2 separate regions of the Homo sapiens genome follow, and region 2 is linked to region 1. A link is an interaction called in ENCODE POLR2A ChIA-PET data of the cell type or tissue named here. Cell type or tissue: K562. All regions are shown on one strand. Each heading gives the region's core, and the rest is flanking DNA. Links, peaks and the distances in the headings are about the cores only. Region 1 holds the start of LOC124905085 (a long non-coding RNA gene). Region 2 has its middle 14 kb from the start of DGCR6L.

Region 1 (4,384 bases), core at 101-4,100:
TGGCCCTTAGCAGAAGGTAGAGACAGCTGTGTGCTTGGCAGTAATGCTGGATGTTTCCACAGAGCTGTCCCTAGGGGGGTGACAGCTTGGGATTCTGCCTGCCCCTGTCCTCTGTCCACCTGCTATGGGCCATTGATCTCACTTTCACTTAAAGTAGGAGTCTGAATTTCCCCTTGTGAAGGGGTGTGAGACCAAAGCTGAACTCTGGGTAATGCTAATATTAGACCCTGTAACCAATAACCAGTCCCAAACTCCTGTCTGAGAGTAGGATCACAATGGCAAGTGGGGTCGGCAAGACCTGCCTTGAGAGAGTAGGTATCCACAGAGTGGAGGTGGCAGGAAGGACCACAGCCCTACTGGTTAACCCAGGGATGTATCATCTCTCCAGAATGAAGGCATCATTAACCTTCCAGTGGACTCAAAACTTCCAGATGAATCCTTAATTTGAATATTCTAAGATTTGGTTCTTTCTCTGCTTTCTCATTTCATCAGCCTTAGAACTGGTGAATTCTAAAAGCTATAGGCTTTTAGAATATAAGGAAACAAGATTTTGCAGTAAATTAGGCTTTGCATTTTGAGGAGTTATTACTTACCAGGTTATATCTTAAAGCATTGGTGCAGAAACCGCATATTTAAAAACCTTTCCTCTCTTGGAGCAAATGGTGTTTGTCTCCAATATACTACTTTTTCTCTTTCATTCCTTCTTTCTTTGCATCTATATTATCTGCATCATTCCTTGTACCTTTCCCATAGCCATAGCCCTGTGGATTACTGAACACCAACTACATGGTATACCTAGTAGTAGCTGGTTACATGTTGCTATGTGCCCTGACCCTACTTAAAATAATAATTTAGGCTATGTGCAGATCATGTCAATAATCCCAGCACTTTGGGATGCTGAGGCAGCAGGATCTTTTGAGCCCAGGAGTTCAAGATCAGCCTGGGCAACAAAGCGAGACCTCGTCTCTACCAAAAAAAAAAAAAAAAAATTAGCTGGGCCTGATGGTACGTGCTTGCAGCCCTGGCTACTTGGAAGGCTGAGGCAGGAGGATCGCTTGAGTCCAGGAGTTTTAGACTTCGGTGAACTATGATCATGCCCCTGTACTGTAGCCTGGGCAACAGAGTGAGACCCTGTCTCTAAAAAAAATTTTTTAAATAATAATGTAATTTTTCCTTCGGCATTTCATGGCTGCTAATATTTTAAAGTAAATTTAATTTTTTTTTTTTTTTTTTTGAGACAGAGTCTCGTTCTGTCGCCCAGGCTGGAGTGCAGTGGCACGATCTCGGCTCACTGCAACCTCTGCCTCCCGGGTTCAAGCCATTCTCCTGCCTCAGCCTCCTGAATAGCTGGGATTACAGGCGCCGACCACCACGCCCAGCTAATTTTTTTGTTTTTTTGTTTTTTTGTTTTGAGATGGAGTCTCGCTGTTTTCTGCCCAGGCTGGAGTGCAATGGTGCAATCTTGGCTCACCACAACCTCCGCCTCTGAGGTTCAAGCAATTCTCCTGCCTCAGCCTCCCGAGTGGCTGAGATTACCGGTGTACGCCACCATGCCTGGCTAATTTTGTATTTTTAGTAGAGATAGGGTTTCACCATGTTGGCCAAGCTGGTCTTGAACTCCTGACCTCAGGTGATCTGCCCACCTGGGCCTCCCAAAGTGCTGGGATTACAGGTGTGAGCCACCACGCCCGGCCATTTTTTTGTATTTTTAGTAGAGATGGAGTTTCACCATGTTGACCAAGTTGGTCTTGAACTCCTGACTTCAGGTGATCCGCCTGCCTCAGCCTCCCAAAGTGCTGGGATTACAGGCATGAGCCACCCACCGTGCCCGGTCAGTACATTTAATTTATTTAAAAAATTTAATAGACATTAAAACATTAATAGTCATGAAAATACTTAAGTCATGGAAATATAGAAGAAAAACAGTCTACTGAATTTTTTTTTTTTTTTTTTTTTTTTTGAGTTGGAGTCTCTCTGTCACCCAGGCTGGAGTGCAGTGGCGTGATCTCAGCTCACTGCAAGCTCCACCTCCTGGGTTCACACCATTCTCCTGCCTCAGCCTCCCGAGTAGGTGGGACTACAAGCGCCCACCACCACGCCTGGCTAATTTTTTGTATTTTTAGTAGAGACGGGGTTTCACCGTGTTAGCCAGGATGGTCTTGATCTCCTGACCTCATGATCCTCCCGCCTTAGCCTCCCAAAGTGCTGGGATTACAGGCGTGAGCCACCGTGCCTGGCCACAGTCTAATGAATTTAACAAGAATTCCAGAATATTTTTGTACCAACTCTAGGGTTCATGTCTGAGTTTACAATAGGATGATACAAATCTGAGTTAAAGTGACTCTCCTAGTCAGTTTCAGCTGCTATAACAAATACTATAGATGGAGTGACTTAAACAACATACCTCTATTTCTCACTGTCTGGATACTGGGAAGTCCAAGATCATGGTATTGGCCAGTTTAGTCCCGGTAAGGTCCTTTCCGTCTGTGTTCTCACATGGTGGAGAGAAAGAGCTGTAGCCTCGGGCACTAAGCCCATCATGGGGCTCCACCCTCATGACCTGATCACCTCCCAAAGGCCATGCCTCCCACTACCATCACAATGGGGGTTAGGCCTTCAACATAGGGGTTTTGGGGGAATCCAAACATCTAGTCCATAGCAATAAGTAAAATTGTTTATATCTTTATATGCAAAAATAAAGCTTATTTTTATTAGAAAAATATTACTTGAGGACTTATTCTCATAAAGTAGAAAATTAATTCAATAAAGAAGAAGAGGGATACAGGACACAACAGGGAAATAAGAAATCAGTGTAACTTTGGCTATGTCTAAATTATTGACATATGGTATCACTGTTGGTGTCTTTTTTTTTTTTTTTTTTTTTTTTTTTTTTTTTTTTTGGGGGATGGAGTTTCACTCTGTCGCCCAGGCTGGAGTGCAATGGCATGATCTCAGCTCACTGCAACTTCTGCCTCCCGGGTTCAAGTGATTCTCCTGCCTCAGCCTCCCGAGTAGCTGGAACTACAGCCACACACCACCATGCCTGGCTAATTTTTTTATATTTTTAGTGGAGACGGGGTTTCACCATATTGGACAGTCTGGTCTTGAACTCCTGACCTCGTGATCCACCCGCCTCAGCCTCCCAAAGTTCTGGGATTACAGGCGTGAGCCACCACGCCCGGCCCTGTGTGTGTCTTTAAATTTGAAGCCACAAATCCACATGAACTCAGCTTAAAAAGCTGTGAGGACAATAGACTCGAAGGAGCAAACAGGAGCACATGGAGGGTCCTATCTCACTCTGGTTGCAGACACTTGGGGTGCAGATGGTGATTGAGCCAGACTGAACACAAGAGAGGAGAGACTTGTATATAAAGGAGGAAGGCGCACAGGAAAGGCAGTGAACAGCACCATCCCAGCCAGTTGACGGGGCCCCTGTGAGTGCTGTGCCCCAATCCTGGACTGCTGGTCCCCTGCCAGACCTTCTTCTGGCTTGTGCCCCAGGTCATGCAGGTCTCAGACCCTGCCTTCTCAGGAGGCCTTTCCTGATCACTGCAAGGGAGCTCTGCCCTCCCCAGGCCCCGCTGACCAGCAGGTCACTCATCTTCTTACCTCCCTTTCTTTCTTTCACAGTGTCTGTCATTATATTAAGCACTCATTTGCTCTGGTTAGCCTGTTTCCATTCTGCAGGGGAAGGCAGGGCCCTGACCTCTTGAGGCTCCCTCTGGATGTAGTGCTGAGCACTGTGCCCCATCCACAGTGGGAGACCTGGGAATGTTGGTAGAGTGAATGAATGATTCATTGCTGGTAATCTTACTCCTTTGTTTAATTCATTCAGCAGACAGAACATAATCTGTCCTGAGCCAGAGGCTACACTGAGGTCTAGGAATATAGAAATGAACCATGATCCATCAGAACCCCCAAGTTAACAAGGACACTTTTCATGCTCGTCTTTTATGATTCTTCTTGATAGCTTTTCTAGGCAGGTGATATCACCTCATTGGACAGGTGCAGAACTGAGCGAATCCCAAGAGATTAAAACTGATGCCCAGGCACACCCAGCTAGACAGGGAAGAGCCCAGGATTCACACCAGGTCAGGGAGACCCAGGTGTGTGTTCCCTCTCTTGTTGGCCCTGCCTTCTGAGGCTCCTGTTTGCTGCATTCCTGGTAGGCGGCGGGGAGGGGCTGGCCACACTGCAGGGGCTGCAGGAAGCAAAGGATGAAACTGATCTTTTCACTAACCAGCATAGGGCACAGGCCAAAGAAAACTTTGGTTACTCTCTTGTGAGCCAGTTGAAGTTAGACTTGTTCTCTTTGGAATAGGTCTTCCTCTGCAGAAATAAAAACACTTGTCTGAAAGAGGCTGTAACTATCTGTGGGCTGTTG
Region 2 (4,384 bases), core at 189-4,188, 160 kb after region 1:
CGACATGCACAGCGGCTGCAGGAGGGGAGCTGGAGCCAACCAGGAGGCACTTGGGGTCTCTCTGAATTTGCAGCATGCACACACGCCTCTAAGAGGAAAAGCCCATGGTTGGCCAGCCTGTGCTACATGAAAAGATCACCAAGAAACTAGAGCAGTAAAAGCAGGTGCAGAACAGCTGATGGGCGATCCCACTGTGTGAACTGAAAAGCAAACAGGCTGAGCCTGCAGGGTGGGGAGGACCGAGTGTTCATGCACATCTCTGGATCTAAGTGTCTGCAGGAGCAGGCTCAGGGAACTGTGGCCAATTTTACTTTGTTCAATAGGCTTTTCTATATTTATAAAAGAATAACCTTAATGCTTTTGAAAAAGTAACACATGACATAAAAGCTGAGGAAATACCAGTTCTGACCTGGGGACACATGTGGCTGACAAGTTCAGTCTCCAAGCCTCTCCCTCAGGCCTGGTTTCTTGGCGCCCTGCCCTGAGAAGACAGAGGGGTGGGAGAGCTGCGCACCTGTGGTACATGGTGTTGGTGGCCTCGTACATGGGGTTGATGGGGTCCTCATATCCGATCTCTGCTGCACAGGCTCGCTCCTGGGCCAGGTATGCGCCCCGCACCGGCTTGGCCCCAAAACACCAGCCCTCACGGTGAGCCAGCTCCATGTCCAGGGTCACATTGTCATAGGCATCCTGTGGGGCCAGGGCCAAAAGTCACAGGGAGCCTGGGCAAGCCCAAGTGACAGCAGGATGGGGCCTTCCTGGGCCCAGGTGCAGTCACCAGGGCTGGGCAGCAGCTGCCTGGGGAGGTGCAGCTCAAGGCACCTGGACCAGGTGTGGGTGAGGATGGTTCTCCAACCTCTGTCTCCAGGGAGCAATGGCAGTGGGGACATCTGCAGCTTCCTCTGTGGCCTGTGGACAGCCCTATGGGGGCAGCCCAGGCGCCAGCAGCCATCATGTGCTCCAGACTCCCAGGCCGACCAGGAGGGGTGCATACTGCATGCTCCTGCCTGGACCCCCTCCCCATGCCACCCTGTGTCCTCTGGGCACCCGGCTCACCCCTGAGAGCTCTGGACCTGCTAACATCCCTGAGCAGTTTGGGGCCCACAGGCTAGGATGGGCTCCCTGAATACATGTGACATCCTGGGTGAGTCTTTCCGGGGAGGGCCCAAAGCTTTCATGAGGTTCTTAGGGGCGCTGAACTGAAAACACGCTGGAGGAAATGGTCATGTGACACCTTCCAAGTTTGGGGTGTCGGGTACATCTAGTGGACCCTCATAAAGATCGTTGTCTTCCTCTTGCTCCTTAGACACTCTTGGCTGGTTCTGAGAACCAGGGGAGAGGCTGCGGGCAGCGGGCCTTTCTTGCTACTCTGAGGCAGTCACCCTGGCCTCGGCCTCCTCTGCAGGCCTGGCTGTGGCCACCACCTAAGGGGCTCTTTCCTGGACCCTGGGGCCCGCTGGGTGAGCTGTGCTGCAGAAGACCCCAACAACCCCTTGGGGGCACGGCCCACTCCCTCCTCCATCCCGTGAGCTCCCTGGTGGGTGCTGAGTATAAAACCAGGCAAATGCCAGGGAGCTCAGATGAGAGGAGCCCCTCCTGTGGGGTCTCCAAGCCCCAAGGCAGGCAGGGAGGGGCTGAGCGGGGGCTTGCCTTGAGGTAGCACTGGTATGTGTTGAAGATGAGCAGCTTCTCCACATTGAACTTCCGCTGCATCTCCAGCGTCAGGCGACTGATGGCCGGCTGGAAGTAGGTCTGCTCGGCATCCACCATCAGCCGCACGCCCATCTCTGTGGCTTTCTGAGAGGCGCAGGGGGTGGGAGAGTGGGAGCAACTATTGCTCAAGTGAGGCAGGTGCCCTCTTCTGCATGAGTCCCGGGTCCCCAAGGCCCCAGCCCTCTGCCCGAGCGGGACAGCTCGCCTTGGGCAGGACATCCATCCGCTGTAGCATCCTCGTCATCTGTAGCTCCTCCTCCTCAGCAAACCGGGACAGCAGGGGCTCCAGCTGTCCTGTCTGGGGGTACAGCACATGGTCAGGCCACAGCAAGGGCCAGGAAGTGCCACCCTGAGGCCCAGGCTAAACCTCTCTTAGTGTTCCCAGCCCACGGGAACCCTCTCATGCAGGGCCGGGAGGGAGGGCCACCTGGACAAGCAGCACAGAGCCCCGGAACCTCCAACGCAGCCAGTGCACTGCCCTACGCGGGCCCTGGGGGTACCAGGAGGGAGCTCAGTGCCCATGTCAGTGGGCCCCAGGCTCAGTCCAGGCCTGCACTCCGAAGTGTGTACTCTAACAGCCTCCCCAGTTCTCACAGAGGCCCCACCATTGTGGGAGGGCCCCCTGCAGCTCCCATGTGACACTGAGGAAGTGAACACTGACCACCCAATCGTCAAACAGAAGGGCTCCACCCAGAGCAGGAAGAGGGCCCAGGAGGAAGACCCCTGGCTACAGGCAGACAGGGCAGTTGTGCAGCACGTGCTGACACGTAGCCAGGGACCAGGGCAACCGCCAGGATGAGGCCTTCAAGGAGCTGGTGCTCAGAGGCCGTGGGGACCCATCCCGCAGGGCCTCCCGCTCACCCCTTTGCTGGCCCCAGCAGCCTTGCCTCACTGGGCACAAGCAGTACCACTCTATCCCTTGCTACACCATGCTAAAGTCTCCAACAGCTGGTGGCCTTGGTGCACAGCCACACTGTACGCACTGCGCCCCGAGGCTCTGGGTCGGGGGCTCTGAGTTTGAGGCTGGGCCCTTAGTGGACTGGGGCTAGATGTGTCATGGAAAGCTGCCTCTGCAGGATGTTTTCTGAAGGTGCTTCTGTTCTTTCTTCGAATTCCAGTTTAGGTTGTGGTTTCAAGCAGTCAGCCAGGTCCTGGGCCCCCCTCCCACAGGCAGATGAGTCTCATTCCTCTCCCCGCAGTATACAGGCTGGCCTGGTGACATGCTTCTAACAAACAGAACTTGCCAGAAAAGACACCGTGTGACTTCTGAGGTGAGGCAGGAAAAGGTCACCCAGCTTCTGCCTGGCTCTCACGTCTCAGGGGACACTGGCCCTTAGAGCCCAGCTGCCATGTTGGGAAAAAGCCCAAGCCACAGCCAGCACCAACTCCCAGACATGTGAGTGGGCGCCTCCCCCAGGTCCCAGCGCCACCACTCTGTGAGTACAGCTACCCAGGAGACCCCAAGCGAGGACTGCCCAGCTGAGCCCTGTCAACCCCAGAACCATGAGGCAGAAGCAGAGTGGCTGCTGCCGTTTTAGGCCTCTGAAGTTTGGGGTGACCTGATGCACAAGACAGATGACTTGGGGAAGGCCCCCAGACCCCCTCTCCTTGTGGTGTTTTAAGGCTCCGCGTGGGTCTCTGTCCCACCAAGCACTCTGTGGACACTAGTGGGTTTGTCTTCTTTTCCCCCTGGACCATAGGGGGTCTGTGGGGCCATAGTGTGCAGTGATCTTGGTCATGTTAAGTTCCCAGGGTAGGCAACAAGAGAAACATGTGGCAGGCTGAATTCCCTTCTTAGCGCAGCGCCCTGCTGAGCTGGGCCTCACTGAGGAGCGGAGGTGTTACCTGTCCATTGGGGACTACCAGGTGCTTGGACAGCTTGGTCCTGCTGTCGATGAGGCTGCTCCAGTCCAGCAGGTCCACAGTGCTGAGGGAGGAGGCACATCAGCAGAGTTGGCGACCCCACCTGTGGGTGCTAGGGTCGGGTGGGGGATCCAGGCCCAAACCTGTCCGTTCACCAACCACCACAAAACCCACCTCAGTGTTCAGTTTTAAAAGACGAGAAGGCTGAGGCAGGAGAATGGCATGAACCCAGGAGGCGGAGCTTGCAGTGAGCAGAGATCGCGCCACTGTACTCCAGCCTGGGTGACAGAGCGAGACTCCGTCTCAAAAAAAAAAAAAAAAAAAAAGACAGAGGAAATGTAAATATTGTTTTCTGTTTAAAAATTTAAAACCAGTGGCGTGCAGTAGCTCAAACCTGTAATCCCAGCACTTTGGGAGGCTGCGGCGGGCAGGTCACTTGAGCCCAGGGGTTTGAAACCAGCCTGGGCAACATGGTGAGACCTGGTCTCTATAAAAAATAAATTAATTAAAAAAATTTAAAACCAAAACACAAACAGTCCTGCATCTAGGCGGCTCTGAAAACACTGAGTACCCTAGGGCTGTTTTGGGCTTGTGGAGGGGCCGAGCACAGGCAGCCAGGCAGGAGGCGGACACAGCTCCGGGCGGCCAGGGAGGACACAGTGGGCAAGGCTGGCAGTGTGTGAGGGGATGGCTCACTACTGCACCACCCCAGTCACCTCCCCACTTCAACTGGAGGCTCCTGGTGACCTGGGTCCCAGCCCCTGGCCCCAAGGATGGGGCATGGGGCTCTGATCCTTCACCTGCCGGC

What was found. Peaks named below come from ENCODE experiments on the same cell type or tissue, not always from the same donor. Only the 100,000 strongest peaks of a DNase experiment are listed, where the experiment ranks them.
Region 2: POLR2A ChIA-PET joins it to region 1 with 5 read pairs; 2 of 35 experiments call an interaction of 5 or more read pairs at or near these places.

Annotation. Positions count from the first base shown.
Region 1 is chr22:20,459,127-20,463,510 of GRCh38, reverse strand. The region is part of intron 4 of KLHL22 (kelch like family member 22); the gene reads left to right. It overlaps LOC124905085 (a long non-coding RNA gene), which reads right to left and starts at 2,536. Exons shown (of 3, transcript XR_007068014.1): 1 at 2,405-2,536. RefSeq lists a silencer at 3,583-3,781. In K562, for the core only: no CTCF peak of the experiment used is centred there; no DNase peak of the experiment used is centred there.
Region 2 is chr22:20,304,092-20,308,475 of GRCh38, reverse strand. It overlaps the pseudogene PRODHLP. Among named protein-coding and RNA genes, the nearest start is that of DGCR6L, 14 kb to the left of the region's middle. In K562, for the core only: no CTCF peak of the experiment used is centred there; DNase peaks (open chromatin) are centred at 584, 907, 1,970 and 2,325; H3K27me3 peaks cover 3,699 bases.